Linked DNA regions of Mus musculus: region 2 is linked to region 1. The links are chromatin loops, found by intact Hi-C in ENCODE. Cell type or tissue: heart. All regions are shown on one strand.

What was found. Hi-C counts contacts between places; a loop is a spot of excess contacts. Peaks named below come from ENCODE experiments on the same cell type or tissue, not always from the same donor. Only the 100,000 strongest peaks of a DNase experiment are listed, where the experiment ranks them.
Region 2: a loop joins it to region 1, with 1.9 times the contacts of the local background. A loop is called at or near these places in 3 of 42 quality-filtered maps.

What each region holds. Positions count from the first base shown.
Region 1 is chr12:25,258,554-25,266,553 of GRCm38, forward strand. No RefSeq gene overlaps it. Among named protein-coding and RNA genes, the nearest start is that of Gm46343, 41 kb to the right of the region's middle. In heart, no CTCF peak of the experiment used is centred here; no DNase peak of the experiment used is centred here; H3K27ac peaks cover 530 bases.
Region 2 is chr12:25,186,126-25,194,125 of GRCm38, forward strand. All of the region lies in intron 5 of Gm36287 (a long non-coding RNA gene), which reads left to right. Gm36496 (a long non-coding RNA gene) reads right to left here and starts at 4,719. Exons shown (of 3, transcript XR_381348.4): 1 at 3,345-4,719; 2 at 2,703-2,916; 3 at 1,380-2,390. In heart, no CTCF peak of the experiment used is centred here; DNase peaks (open chromatin) are centred at 3,216 and 4,486; H3K27ac peaks cover 3,376 bases.

The sequences.
Region 1 (8,000 bases):
TGAATGAGTAGGCAAAATGGGGCATGGACACACAATGGTTATGAGTCAGCCTTCTGGCAGAGGAGTATTCTGACCCATGCTTCAACGTGGGTGAACCTTAAAGACACTGTCCCATGAAGACACATAGTCACAAGAAGAAATATGCATGAATCTACTTCTAGTTCAGTTCATGGAGAAAAAACCTGAAAGACCAGTCAAGACAGGAGAACATGTTCACCCCAGGGAGACAGATGCACAGCAAATCAACAATGAGATTGTATCTCACACCTACCAGATTGCAAAAACCCAGGTCTCCCAGTGCCTGGAGATGGGGCGTGAAGCAGCGTGAGATGCCACATGTCATTCTTCGTGATGTGTGAAGAAGCAACTCCCTACAGACTTCTTTTGGAGGACAGTTTGGCAGTATCTGGAAGATGTGGAGAAAGACACACCTCTGTGTCAGCATCCCCTTCCAGGGACATACTCTAGAGACTTTCTCACACTTGTGGGTGGAGTTATGCACAAAGCATTTCTGTACCACTGCTCCTATTGAGGAAAATCTGAAACCATTTTAAACACCAGTGCTAGGATGAAGGGTAAACAAATTGTCATTAAGCAGTAGAATACTATGCAGCAGTTAAAAGGTTCTATACATGGTCTGCCTGTATGTGGACAGGTCTTTCAAACACAGTATTTGGTGAAGAAAGCTTGCTTCTTCACAGACAGGGCATGGGAGGAATGGAGAGTTAGTGTTTAGTTGCGACAGAGTTTCACTTTAGCAAGATGAAAGTTTCAGTTTGGAGATGAATGGTGTTTTAGGATTTTCATTGCTGAAAAGAAACACTATGACCATGGCAACTCTTACAAAGGAAAACACTTAATTGGGGCTGCCTTACCAATCAGAGGTTTAGTTTATTATCATCATGGCAGGAAACATGGCAGCACGCAGGCAGACATGGTTCTGGAGAAGGAGCTGAGAGTTCTGCATCTTGACCCACAGGCAGCAGCAGGAGAGTGCATGCCACACCGGATGTAGCTTGAACATAGGTGACTTCAAAGCCACTTCCACAGTGACATACTCCCTCCAACAAGCCACATCTCCTGACAGTGCCACTCCCAATGGCCAAGCATTCAAAACCATGAATCTCTGAGGGGCATATCTACTCAAACCACCACATTCCATTCTGTGACCCCCAAAGGCTTGTAGCCATGACATAACACAAAATGCATCCACTTCAAGCTGGGTGTGGTGGCACACGCCTTTAATCCCAGCACTTGAGGCAGAGGCAGGCAAATTTCTGTGTTCGAGGCCAGCCTGGTCTACTTCCAGGACAGCCAGGGCTATATAGAGAAACCCTGTTTTGAAACAACAACAACAACAACAACAACAACAACAACAAAAAGCATTCAGTTCAACTTCAAAAGACCCCGTAGTCTATAACAGTCTCAAATTTGTTTAAGAGTCCAAAGTTCGAAGTCTCTTCTGAGATTCATGCCATCTCTTGACTATAATCCTCTGTAAAATCAAAATCAAAAAGCAGATGACATACTTCCAGCACCTAATGGCTCAGGGTATATCTGAGTGACTATGACTAGTGGAGAATATGCACATTTATTGAGCATATAGTAATAAGTGTTTGTGGGATGAATAATAATAACTAATGGCAATAAAGAGAGCATGTGGCAAGAGTGTATCGGGACTTTGGCTTTTCTGTTCACTGAAAGTTGAACCTCTTGCCTCTAATGTCTGTGATGTTGGCTAAACCATAACATTCATTCTAAATTTAAATTAGAACACATACGCATGCAGCAGAGGCATATAGATGAATCCTTCTGAAATAAAGACTGCTGGGAAAATAAACTGGCCTGTAGAGTCTGTGTGAAACCATGAATACTACGAAAGTCTTACCCAAGAGTGCCATGAACGGGGCCTGAGAAGATTGCATGGTGGGTCAGAGTGCTTGCTGGGCTAGCACGTGGACCTGAGATTTCTAGGATTCTGATTGTCATAAAAGCTGGGCATGGCCATGCATGTGCATGTGACCATGCATGTGCATGTGACCATGCACGTGCTGGGGGTCACCAGAGATGGGAGGATCGAGGAGGCTTTGCTCCAGGTGTGAGATTCTCTTTCAAAGGAATAGGGTAAGGGTAGGAGTTGGGCACATTATGTCGTCCTCTGACCTCTGCATGGTAGATGTACAGGGTTGGAGGGCAGGTCTGGCCACTACTGCCTGGGCTCAGATACACACAAATGGGTGAGTGTGTCCAGTGTGACCACCTGAAGTAGGTGTGCTCTGAAGGAGTGCTAGGCTCATCTGTGACCGCCTATGTCAGATGTGCTCTGATGGAGGTTGTGGATGCAGGGTGGTTGAGATGTGGAAGCAATAGCAGAGAGCTCATGGTCTTCTTTGAGAGCCTTGCTCCAGAAAATAAAGGGAAGAGCAGGACTGATTCAGGTTTGCCCCATCACAGGTACTGAAACTCCTCCAAGTAGGATGCTTTCTGTTCTCAGAAGGTGGTAGGATGCATTGGCAGAGAGAAGCACATTTCTCTCCTAGGGGAACAGACTGACCCTATGTTGTGCTAAGTTAGGGTATTATGCCATATGCATGCGTGCCTCTTGGTCACTGCTCAGAACATCCAAGCCTTCAATTTTCACCCCTCCAGTTTTATTCTTTATTAGAGGATGGCCCTTAAGCCTCCATTTCCTTTAGATGAGTCGAAGATGGGTCAGCATGATCTGTCTTGAGCTTTGTCTCCGCTATTAAACTGGAGCTGTTGAAAGTCCACACAGACTTTAATGACAAGTTTGAGGGCCGTGACAATCACCACAGCTCCACCGTCAGCCTCAGTAATAGTTGCTCTCCATACCCAGCACCTGCTGTGGCTCAAAGCAGTGGAGTAGGTCATATGGACCCAAGAGCTCATTTAATTGGCAAGTCACCCAAACAAGATGACTGAAGTTGAAGAGAGTTTGGTGAACCTGTGATGGGATGGCTTATTTAGACTCACTCAGCTCTCCAGACTCAAAGCAGGTCATGACGAGAAGTGCTTCTTTAGTGTTCTTATTTAATCCACTTTCAGGTGCCAAGTAGCCATGGCATTATACGCTGTGGGTCATACACCAACATCCTCTGAGTTTAACTCATAGTTAGGTAGTAACTGTAACTCTGACATCTTCTGTAGGATAACTCGCAGTAGTCATGGCTGCGGCGGCTTTCTCCATATGGTGGCACACAGCCATTAATGCCCCAACTTCTTCTTCTATCTGCATCTTGAATAAAAGACAAAATCAGCTTTCCAGGGTGATCAAACCTGCCCGGAGCTTGTCTAGTTGATAACAGTTGGCCTGACCTGGGTTCTAGGACCACCCACAGAGCAGCTCTTCTGGTGTAGGAGGTGACATGAATGAACCACGAGTTTAGTTCCAGTATGGGCCAGTTGGTAGGTGACTGACAAGGGCAAGGATCATTTCTTTATAGAAAATGAAAGGCTTTGCGCATCATGAGATGCACTGGATCTAGTGTGCATAACGAACCTCTCAGAAAGCATCAAAAATGCAGAGTCCTGCCCTCAGGCTTCCGGAAGAGTCCATAGGACCCAGTGTTGTAAATAGATGGTAATATATATGTCCCTGGTGATACCCATAGCCCAGATGGCACCCTGAGTTATGGAGAGGACCAGCATTCTGTCTTGCTGTTGATGGATGTTGAAGATGCAAGTAGAATCCATTCCAACTTGATTGAGTTTACTCTTCAGACCACTTCTGTGGATGGTGGTCAGGGCTACTCCAAGAAAGTGTTTCCTTTTCCTCTGTGCCCTTACTTAGGCTTTGGGTTTCTTTCCAGAAACACCCTATCTCAGTGTATTTAGGTAGATGGTATAACACATTGCAACTCAGCTTTGCCTACTCTTTCTCTCCTTGAAGTTCTCAATATGCGTCCTTGGGAAGGCGGGACTCACCACCACACTGCTGTAAGGATGGCAGGGTAGATCCCTGCCAGCTAGGGACAATGCTCTCACCAGCTGACTTTTCTGCAGTTTCCTCTCTCTGCTTACAAAGGAACTGCCAGTTAGAGACTGACAGTAGTTGGAAAGAACTAAGCCACCATCTGGTAGGGGCTTAGTGTTTCTCCAAGTGCCTAGAACTACACCTGGTCCCTTTGGGCAGGACCCAGTAAAGAGAAAGACATAAAGACATTGGCCCTGCCCACTACCATCCACTTAGGGAGACCAGAATAACCCACATGCAACCGTGGGGAACAGACAAGACAGGCTTATAATTAAATGCTAATTTGAAGGTTTAGAAGTGATGTTGGAATCCAAAGCAGAAGGAATGGGAGAAGGCTGGGAGAGGCGACAAAGCCTCTTTGGAGAAGGTGGGACCTGGTGGAAGTTTTGAAAGGTTGGTAGGTTGGAGGAAGGTAGGAGCATTTTAGGCCAGGGCAACATCAGTCGTTCACTTCCTACCTGTTGTCTAAGAGCTTTACTGTGGGCGCTATTTGTGTTGGAGTCTGTGGTATCAGGGTAGGTAAGCTCTTGGCTGTCAAAAGGGACTAGACATTTACTGGGACTCCAAAACTGGTAACAGCAGTTACCAGAAATCTTCTTTGGATAGCAATTAGTTTGGGAGGTCTGGTTCTTTTCTTCTTTCCATGTATATGCGTGCTTGTGCTTGTGTGTGCATGTGTGTGCATGCATGCATGTGCATGTGTGTGTGTCTGTGTGTATTTAATGGAAGAGGTTCTTCAGGTCAACAACTCAGTTGCTAATTGGCCTCCTGCTGGGGACAGGACTATGGAGGGGAAGGAATGAAGATTCACTGTCGAGAGACAGTCACAGGTAGGCTTGGAGTCCTCTCCACAAGAGAGGGGAGGACCTTGCCGGCGTGGCAGGAAGCCTCAGGTAGCAAGACAAGTGTAGGTTCTTAGACTAAGGCTCTTGTTGCTATGGAAATCAACAGCCAGGGAATGGTGTGTGGGACAGTGTGGGGTGGGAAATGAGTACCACAGTAGTGGGTATGACTATGTACTATGTCCCATGGGCACAGCCCAAGCCAGTGTCAAGTTTTGAAAGAGTTCTCAGTGGTCCCACTGAAGGAAGGAAGTCACAAGTGGGATTTTTTTCTCCTTCAAATGTTTCCAGTTCCTGCAGCATCTTTTACTCTTTGATGGCGTAACAATGACAGCTGCTCACATCCAACTTCCCTGACAAAATCAAAGGTAGATGTCCTGGCTGGTTTATGTCAACTTGATACATGCTAGAATCATCTGAAAGGAGGGAACCTCAACTGAGAAAATGCCTCCATAAGATTCAGGTGTAAGATATTTTCTTAATTACTGATTGATGGTGGGTGGTACCATCTCTGGGCTAGCGGTCCTGGGTTCTATAAGAAGTCAGGCTGAGCAAGCCATGAAAAGCAAGCCAGTAAGCAGCACTCCTTCATGACCTCTGTACCTGTTCCTGACTCCAGGTTCCTGTCCTATTTGAGTTCCTGTCCTTCCTTCCTCCCTCCCTCCCTCCCTCCCTCCCTCCCTCCCTCCCTCCCTCCCTCCCTCCCTTCTTTCCTTCCTGATGAACAGCAATGTAGAAGTGTAAGCTAAATAAGCCCCCCTTTCCCCAATTTTCTTTTTGGTTATGGTGTTTCATTGCTGCAATAGAAACCCTGACTAAGACAATAGAATTTTTATGACTTTTTAAAAAAAATTTAAATGCAGTAATCCACCAAAGTTTAAAAACTCCCTCCTCAATTGCTGGTAAGGACAGCCCAGAAAGGGGACAGTTGACAATATCCCTGCTGATTCTTTTCTCTATGCTTGGGCTTTTCATTCACATAGCAAGTACTTCCTGGAATGTGTGCCTCTCACTCAGCTTGGGTCCAGAAAACTTTTGAGGCCCAGAAGGCTGATGAACACAGCTGTTCTTTGAACCCTTGTGTTGGTTTGAAGACTCTGGGTCAGTACCCTCTGGTGTCCTCAGGGAGGTACTGCTCTATCCATCAGACAGGCCAGTTCTCATACATGGACCTTCTCCAGGATAAGCATGACAGAAGTCCCGAGTATTCAGAAGTATTAAGTATCGAGCATGAGAGAACCAGAAACCCAAGCCAACCTCCCTGCTTAGGACCTTCACCTGTGGTGACCTAGGGAGAATGGGAGTGGAACCTGCTTGTGTCTGTGGTTGACAGAATGGTTACTGGGTTTCAAACAGGAGCCACATGCTGTTGCTAGACAGAGCTGAGTGACTCCAAGATGGCACGGTCTCATTGCAGCAAGGGCCAGATGCAATTGAGAACTGGCCCAAAGTCACAGCTCCTTATTTCTGAGTGCTGCAGGAGATCACTGGTGAACTTGGTGTGCCGGATGCCTGTGTGCCTGCAGGAATGGCCAGACATCTGCACCCGGGAGGAGATTCCGACAGAGAAGAGGTACACGTGCCATGTAGTGAGCCAGAAAAAAGTCTGGGACTCACTGTGGCTTTTGAGAAGTCCATTTGTAGGAATGGTCTAGTCAATGGTCCTTGCTGTCAAAGCGCTGTCTGGTTCTGTCGGTGTGTTTTGCAACTAGGGCGCAGGGGTGAGGTGGGTGGGATTTCATAACAAATATCTCATGCCTGGAGGTGTAGGTTTGAATCCTGACATTATTTCAGTTAGTGGTCCGTTACGCCAGCGTCCAGAGGCCAAGCTGAGGAGCTGGTGTGGGTGTGAAGTTGGCTCTGCCCTCGGCATCTGTAAGCACCGGAGTGCCGTAGACTCACGCCCTGCCCCCATACCACAGGGCATGTTGTAATGGTGCTCGTAAGGTAATAAGCCTCATTTTAGTGTGAAATACGGCATGCGCACAAAAAGAACCTGTGAGACCAGAGTCACAGGCAGGCAAATAAATGGCTAGTTAGCCTGCAGTGTGACCCCATTAGAGTAGCTGCCCTTCCCACCTGCAGGAACAAAGACAAAGGCAGAGAATGGAGACCGTTTGCCCTGTGGGTCTTCAGAGCGCTCACACAGCACATTTAAAATGCATTCACCCTCTCCCCCTTGCCCCCAGTTAAAAATTAAGATTTTCAAGTGAATCCACCAAAAATCAATGTCACAAATACTGTAATGGAGGGGCAGGGTCCCCAGGCATTCAAGGAAGCCTCAGACATCGGCAGCAAACACAGGTACTTTTCCTGCCTTGGACCAACGGGCTTAACATTTATGCCGATTACACAATTATTATTCAATGTTATTTAACACCTGGAAAGTTGATTTGACCTGTTCAGATGGCAGGCAGTGGGATGGGGTGTGTCAGAGAGCTCAAAGTCTTAAATGGGCTTTCCAGCTGCTGCCCTAGAGGTAATCAGGTAGAGGGAGGCAATAAGGAGGAATAAACAAACAAACAAAAAAAGCTAACTTAATAAAAACAACAATCAGGAAGGGCGAGAAACCCAGTGGGCTCCTACATAGAGTTCAGCAGGCAATAAGGGGTAACTATTTCGGGGTGGGGGTGGGGGTAGGGAGGAGGGGGAGCCAAGGAGATAAGCACCAGGCAGGCTGCACCTGCCTTTCTTAGGTAACCTCTGAAGAATGCAGCCACAGGCTCCTGCTCATTCACACCTCCAGCTCTGCACTCCCTTCCATGGCGCCTCTCCACCCAGCTTCCCAACCTTGATTTTACCTTCTGGTGGTGTACAGAGGCTGCTCAACCCTGAGCTGTGTGTGCACTGGGGGCACATCTCTATCCCTTGCTACCTTGCGATGTATCCCCGGGGCCTTGCTTATTTCTCCACACATCCTCTTGCTTTCGAAAAGGACTGAACTTAAGCCAGGCCCGCAATGACAAATGCCTTGTGTTCTCTGTTATGCCAACCCCGAAGCCTCCCTTCTCATTGTTAAATGTGTGTGTGTTGAGGTGGGAGTAAATGTGGATAAAGGGCAGGAAACTGGAAGAGATCCTTGAGATGGAAAGGGGGGCTTAAAGGGAAGGGTTGGGAATGACAATAGCACACAATTACCATTAACTGTAAGGGGGATCTTGGAA
Region 2 (8,000 bases), 72 kb before region 1:
GAGAGAGAGAGAGAGAGAGAGAGAGAGAGAGAGAGAGAGAGAGAGAGAGAGAGAGAGAGCAGTTCTACCTCCTGCTACAAGGCAGAAGAAGCAGCTACATCATCTCCTGGGCTCTGGGATGCTAGGGAAGGTGAAGTGATAGGAGGGCTGGCTTTTGGGTCCTGCCCAGTTGAGCCCTGGGAAGATAGGACGTTTTTGGAATCTTGTGTTCCTAAGGCCCTACTTGTCAGATTCCTATAGGTCTCATCCTGAAGTCAGAATAGCTTGCTTAGCAGCCTGTAAGTAGGGGCTGCAGATTCATCTACCAGCATGCATTTCTTAGAATCTACTTTTTGTTCTGAGATCCCACTGGCTAGAGATGGGTTGAACAAACCAAGGTCGAACTCCTGTACTCATGGATTCCAGTACCTAGAATGAGGGGTCTCTTTATAGGCTATGCCAGCTCTTAGGATGAAATGGAATTGACCAAGGGCATGGATTCTTATCTCAATGACTCGGAACACTCCTAGCAACCAGTTGGTAAAAGCTGGGGACATTTTGTAGTTCACAGTATCTCATGGCAAAGAGTAACCTTGTTAAAAATACCTGTCAACTATGCCTTGTGGACTCCTTGCCCAGTGGGAGAGCCAGGTGTTAATTTGCCACACAAATGAGCAGTCACACAGCACCCATACTCTGAAGGAAGCACAGGGAATCAGCAGGATGATGCTGGACCCTCCCCAATGCCAGCTGGACCCACAGGATGATGCTGGGTCCACAGCCTACTGAACAATGCTACCCTCATTCAAGAAAGGCTTTCTGTTTTCAGTTAGGCCTCCCTGGAAATCCTGGAAATTCCCTCATAGACACACCTAGAAATATATTTTATTAATTTCCCAGGTATCTTTCAACCCAATCAATTGTTAATCACCACTAACCATCACATTTATCCATATAATAAGCTAGATGCTAATCTTCTCTGTTTTTGTAGAGGCCAAAGTACCCAAAGCCACACAGGTCAACAGACTGGAGATCTACCTAGACACAGCTAACTAGTGCCCAGCCCAAGAGCCTGTCCCTTAACCTCTCATTTATCCCTGTGTCGTAGCTCCTTTTCTGGTTATTATGACCAGTACTTGACAAGAGGCAACTTAAGGGAGAAAGGATTTATTTGGGATGAAATTTTGAAGGTATAGTTTGTCATGATAGAGAAAGCAAGCTAGCAGGAACACACAGCTATATGCTTATCTCTATGTGGACCACGAAGTGGAGAGGGGGCAGGAAGTTGGGCAGGACTGTAAACCTCAAGGCCTGCCTCCCCAGAGATCCACTTCCCCCATGTAGGCCCTTGTTTTAGTTACTTTTCTGTTGCTTTGATAAAACGTCATGACCAAGTCTACTTCTAGAAGAAAACATTTATTTTGGCTTATGGTTTCAGAGGACTACAATGAGTGATGGAGGAGGGAAGATCAGCTCACATTTTGATCCACAACCACGAGGTAGAGGAAGAACACTGGGAGTCTTTTAGAACCTCAAAGTCCACCCCCAGTGATACATCTTCTCCAACAAGGCCACACCTCCCAATCCTCCCCAAACAGTTCTACCAAGTATTCAAAATAGGAGCCCAAGGGGACTATTCTTTAAATCACCACAGCCTCACCTTTAAAAGGTTCCAGAAACTTCCCAGAGAGCACCATGAGCTGGAGAGCAAGTGTTCAAACACACAAGCCGGTGTGGGACTTTTCCTAGCCAACCTGTAACACTCAACAACCCTTCTGCTCCTCTGTCTTCCAGCCGAGACATGCCACTGTTTGTTCTTGGTCCTCTGGGCAGGTAGCAAGAATCTTATGGGAAGAGCCATCTGTTCTCATATGCTTTGAGTGTGAGATGTTGCTGCTCAGGACAGTTGACTATGCTTTGCTGGTCCTGAATTTGCCTTCAGTGATGACATTAGCCAAGGCAGGAGTGATTATACCATACAAATTGGCACAAGCTACAACAAGGGCTGCTTTTAATTTCTTTACTCCCTGGAGCTGATTGTTGCCCCTCTGCTAGTATGCCATATCCCCAAGACTTAAGATTTCCTGGGGCTCACTCATTGGAAACCTCTACCTCAGACAAGGCTCTGTCTGGATTGGATGTTGGGAGGCCTCTGGCATCCTTGCAGCTTTCTTATCTTTGCTGCGTGTCTGGAAGTCTTCTGTCTGTCTTTCAAAGGCCACAGTGGCCTAGGCTCCAATTTACTGGGCTCTCAGGTTCTGGACAGCAGGAGGGAATCAGGGCTGCCCACTGTAGCCTTTCTTAGGATGGAGTAAGATGCAGTAACTTCTGTTTCTTTCCCTCCACATTCACATAGCAGCATCTCAGGGAGGGTAGCATGGGGCCCAGGATCTTAGAGCTGACATTTCTACCTGCCAAAACATAGTGAGATTTAAGTGTGAGCAGAGACAGGAAAGGCCAAGGGCTTTCTTGTCCCTTAGAGAGAGACAGGCCATGCCATGTTCCCTGTGGAGGGTACCTGCATGAGCTGGGGTTCTCCCATGGCAGGTCCCCATGTTTGCTCCATCTGACAGATAAGGAAACTGAGGTTCAAAGAGGAAGTAACCTGCCACAGACACAGACTGTGAGGGACAGATGTGAGAGCTTCTCTGGGGCAGAACCAGAGGCTGGCTTCCACATTTCTCTAGGCTCAAGTACAGAGATCAGCTCAGGACCAACATTACCTTCAGACCCCTCGTTGGATATCCATATCTTCCCGACTTGCTGCATGAAGAAGGGGTTTCCCCAGCTGCCTATGAGAGGCCAGTAGGAAGTGCTGCTGTCCCCGTGTTCAGCCTTGTGTATCAGGTCTGTGGCTTCTCCAAGGCTCACTGAGGCAATTGGAAGGATCCTGAGGTTTTGAAATTGCTACAGGCTTTGCTTGGGTTGGTAAGCCAGCTGACAAAGTAAAGGCAGGCATGGGGTGGTCACCATGGTCTCTTTTGGCCACATCTGATGCCTAGACCCCCTCATTCCTGCTTATAAGCCCACAGTGCCCACTCCCATGTGAACAACTAGCTCGTACATTTCCCCATTCGGCCGGTGGTGAAAACTGTGCTATTTTAAGCCCACATGGAAGTATGTCTTTTTTTTTTTTTTTTAAAATAAGGACCATCTGCTACCGGCCCCAGCCCAGATGATACAGTTGGAGCCTACCCACAGCATCCTCTCCCGCCTTCAGACGGTTCCAGGAACGAGAGTGAGTCAGACTCAGCTGAAGCACGTCTTGCTAACCCAAGCAATAGCCCAGGGGCCCAGCATAGGGGACCACCTGCTCCCAGGGCAGGTGTTCCCTGCAACCTCTCCACACAGGGAAGGAATCTCACCCTGAGCTTCATGGGGCACTCAGACCCGCCTTCCAGATGTGCCCCTTCCCTTTCCAAGGGACTGCAGCCAGCCACAAGTTCAAGCGCAGCTGCTACAGCTCCTGGCCCTGGCAGCTTGTCACAAAGCGCGTCACACAGTGAAGCTGGTGGCTCACAGCTCGGTCACTTCCTGCCAGTGGCGGCTCTCAGAAGAACTCCTGGGTCTACTTTAGGTGCAAAAAGGGTAATTGCTATCAGGAAAGGACGACCAGGGGTGGCGTCGTAGGCAGCTGTGTCTCTGGGCCATTGAGAAGGTACCTTTAAACACTAGTGGCTCAGCAATGCTACCCAGCTATCGGCCCAGGTGCAGCTTTCAGCTCTCCACCTGGCTGCCCTTCCTTAGCAACGAATGTCTCATTGTGAAGAGAGGCCATTAGCTTCCAGTGCACATCTGGCTTACAGACCATGCTTGCTCCTCTCAAGTGTGAGGCAAATACAGGATTATCAGACCCATCTATGATGCCAGCAAATGTGAAGGAGGACCACACATGGGAAGGGTTTGTTCTGCTGCCCAGCGATCGATCATGTTTTGTATCATACGGAGCTGTGACTGTGCCATCTGAGTATGCTGAGAAGCTGTAGAGACCTGGAAGGCCAGACTCTCTGGACTTGTCACCACCCCAATGCACTTCTTGAGCCCTAGAACAGCCTCCAACCCCAGCCCCAAGGGACCCTCAATAGAGAGTTCACAGGTAATGGTTCTCCAGCCTGGCTATTAGATCATTGTAGCTTTGGCCTTCATTCGTGATGCTGGGAACCTGGGGACCCCAGAGGCCAGGATTCAGCTTGGTGTTTATCTTCTCTGAAGTTCCCTTTCTCCTCCCGTGGTTATGGCTGTGCCTGGATGTGCTTGTGTTGGACAGAGCACGGTCCCATTGTGAAGTCACAGCACCAGTCCCCACAACGGGTTCTGGGGTCCTGTTGGGGCCTGAGCCCTTTCAGTCTTGAGTCCCTGCTAGCATAACTTCCTGGTCTGGAGTCTATCTGCTGCTCCTGTAGAGCCTTGCAGTTTATCTGTGGTCAGTTTTCTCACTCATTTCCTGCCAGCTGCTACTGGTTTTTCAGTCAGCTTCTAGAGCTACAGTAATTGGGAAAGTGCACAGTCCAAGTGGTTCACCAGCTGTGGCAGGCGGGACGTGAAGAGTGAGGCATACTCTGTGTCGAGCAGAGACGGGCACCTCCACCCAGACTGGGTCTGTCCCTTGGGCCTCTGGGAGTGACACAGAAGAGGCTCTAGGGCACATACTCATTGTAAACTGAAAGCTGGTGTATGTATGCATGTGTGTATGTGTGACATAAGGGATTTTTTTTTCCTGAAGCCAAAATAAATGGTTTCATGTTTTGAGAAGGCTGAGTTTGGTCTCTTTCACGGGGAACCCTAGGCTCTCTCTTTCTCTTTGAGGTGTGATGGGTGAGTTGTGCTAGGCCACTGACTGGGCTATCTGATCACACTTAAACTTTTGTTCCTTAGCATTTACAAAAATGAAGAGAAGGAAATTCCCATAGTGGAGCAAATTACTCCTCCAGCCCCAGCTCTTTGGACATGTCTATTTGTTATTCTCATTTTATGCCGTGGAATAGTGTATTGGAGCTGCTCACATGCCGGCAATCACTACTCAAGGGTCTCTCTATCCAGAGGCTTCTCTGCAGGGGTGGCCCTGTGTGGACAGCAGAGTCCCCAGAGGGTAGAATAAGGACCAGAGGGAGAGCAGTCACCTGGGAACTTGTATAAGGGGTGGGATGCAAGGCTGCCTTGAAGCCTTAGGCCCGGGGCCCAGGGGATTGGGCCAGCCATCTGCCTTCTACCTCTCAGCTGGCCCTTCTACCTCTCAGCTGGCCCTTCCTATGACATCATTAGTAGATTTTTATTAATCTGTTGGTACATATGAATTGTGAAGAATGAAAATGACACCCCAGTGTGGACGTACACAGCGGAGTCCACGTGTTTTCTGCCCTCTTCTTTCTGACCAGTTCATCCTCTCCCGGGTTTGGAAGGGAAGAGTGCCAGGTCACCTAGAAGCACCCAGAAGCCGTGAATGGAGTTGATGTAGGCCACCAGGTGCATGCTCAGAGACACCTGTGGACTTGTGTGATCCAGGCACGTGGTCTGAGCAGTTAATGCTATTCCTGGTGTGAGCACCAGGACTCCATGATAGGAAGCTGGCTTTTGTCTGGGCTCGTCACCTTTACCATGTGGTAGGATCTACCTTTTCTGGGTCCATAACATCTCTTGGGCCACTTCACTGGCCAGGATGACATATGCCCACTGGGCCTGGGTTCCAGATGGTACCTTCCAATTTCCTCTCTGAAGTCTAAGAAGTCACTTGCCAATGCTTGTCAATTTCTTTCCAATCACTGTGTGCATGTGTGTGTGAGTGTGTGTGTTTGTATATACATGTATTTATAAACATATAGACACCATAGTACAACCTCATCTGCTGTTCCCCAGGTACTGTCTGTCTTTTAAAAAATTTCTTTAAAAAAAATTTTTTTTTTCAGAGAGGGTTTTACTTTGTAGCCCTGGTTAGCCTGGAACTCACTTTGTAGACCAGGCTTGCCTCAAACTCACAGAGATCCACCCAGCCCTGCTTCCTGAGTGCAGGGGGTTAAAGACAGTGGCCGCTGTGCTCAGTTTCTTTTCTTTTCTTTGTTGACTAACTGGACATGGAGCCCCGGGGCAGCCATCAGATTCTACCGCCCCAACACTAAGAGTGCATGAGTGTTTCACCCTGCCAAGCTTTAAAACTTTCAAATGTGAGTGTTCTGAGGACTCAAACTTAGTTCCTTTGGCTTTCCAAAACCTCGAGCACTTAGCAGACCCAGCTCCACGCACTCTCTTCTTTCTTGAGGAAACAGTCACATCAGAAAGCCTCTGCTTGCCGCGCTCCTTCCTAGGTGAGGCGTTGCTGTGGCTCTGACAGATGAGTGTGCTTCTGCACAGCTTTCTGCAGCCTGCTCCCTGGGTTGGTGCTTCCTGTCTCAGCCTCCCATTTCAGATGCCCACAGAGTTGTGGGGGGAGCGGAGCAATGAATCCAGAAGTGGACTAGTCTCAAGCTGCTGGGATTTCTGGCCTTTGTCATACTCTGCCTCTTTGGTATGGCAGACTTCTCTTTGTGAATCCAGCTACACAATGGCACCTCCAGGAAGCCTTCTCTAGTTTCTGTTAGTCTCATGAGTGTGGGCCATCTCCTTCATCCAGGGGCTTTGTTGAGGTGTGGTGATGCCCTGAGACTCATTCCTGGTCACAGTGGGTGGGAAATCAGGGCGATTCCTACTTTGGGGGGGGGGGCAAGAACAAATCTTTCTTGCTTCCATCTCACTATCAACTCCCTGTCTCTCTATGGTGTAGACTCTACAATGGAAGTTGGAATTCCAGAGACCCTGCAGGATGCTGATGGCAGAGACACTGTCACAGAGCCTGGAACCATGCAGATGCCTTTTGGGAGCTTAAAGCAGATGGGGGCTGAGTGACAGAGATGTCAAAGAATGGCTCAACATCATTCCCTTGAAATAGAAGCCCCACACTCCTGCTTGAGGAGGGTACTAGGGAAGGGACAGGTCCTGGAGGACACAGTCACACAGAACCAGTGCCATTCAGGGGGGTCAGAAATGACATGATAGTCTGATGCTTCTGGTGTGGGAACTGGAATCAAGGGAGTCCGGGTTTCTCTGAAGGTCAGGGATGGCATGGGGACTTAGATCTCCTGAAGGTTGGGGATGACACAAAGATTTGGGGTTCTCCAAGAGATTAGGGATCACACAGGAGTCTGAGGTTACTTAGGGATGTCTGGGATGACACAGGGGCCCGGAGAGGTCAGGCTTTGATCTGGACTTGGTCCCTGCTGATGACCCATGACAGTTTTCTAACCTAGTGGGTTTCTGATTCCTTTTCTGAGAGCATGGGGCAGCAGTGTGCGGCTGCCCAGAGGCAAATGGGGACATTTGTACATTGTGTCTTGAATATTTTCATCATCTCTGTCTTGGACAGTCTTCCCTGGAAGGTACCTACAGCGTGTCCCTGGAAGAGGAGAACAGAAGAGGTTGAGGTGGCTAGGGACTCCCATGTCTGGACAGTCCCTGGGGCCAATATAGCAGTGGCTCTCAACCTTCCTGATGCTGTGACCCTTTAATACAGATCCTTACATTGTGGTGACCCCCAACCATAAAATTAATTTTCTTGCTACTTCATAACTGTAAATTTGCTACAGTTATGAATTGTAATGTACATATCTAATATACAGGATATTTGATATTAGACCCCTGTGAAAGAGTTATTAGACCTCCAGAAGGGTTGAGACTCACAGGTTGAGAATTACCACTTTATAAACAGGCTTAGACAAGGTGAGCCGTGGCCCAAGAACCCAGCTCTGCTGCCCACTCACGGTTAATCTTTTTTTCAGATGACTCAACGTGTCTCCACTTTGAGTTCTGGGCTTGGGTCACCGCTTACCTCATTTTCTTTCTCAGTGAAACTGGCTTTAGTGTAGGGTTCTGGGTGTTTCCATGGGAGGCCATGCGGGAGGCCATAGATGTCCTGGGCCTTCAGAATAAACTTGGCTTTTCTTTCTAGACCAGGTTGGACAGGTCTCAGAAATGGCCTGTTTAGGGCATCATCT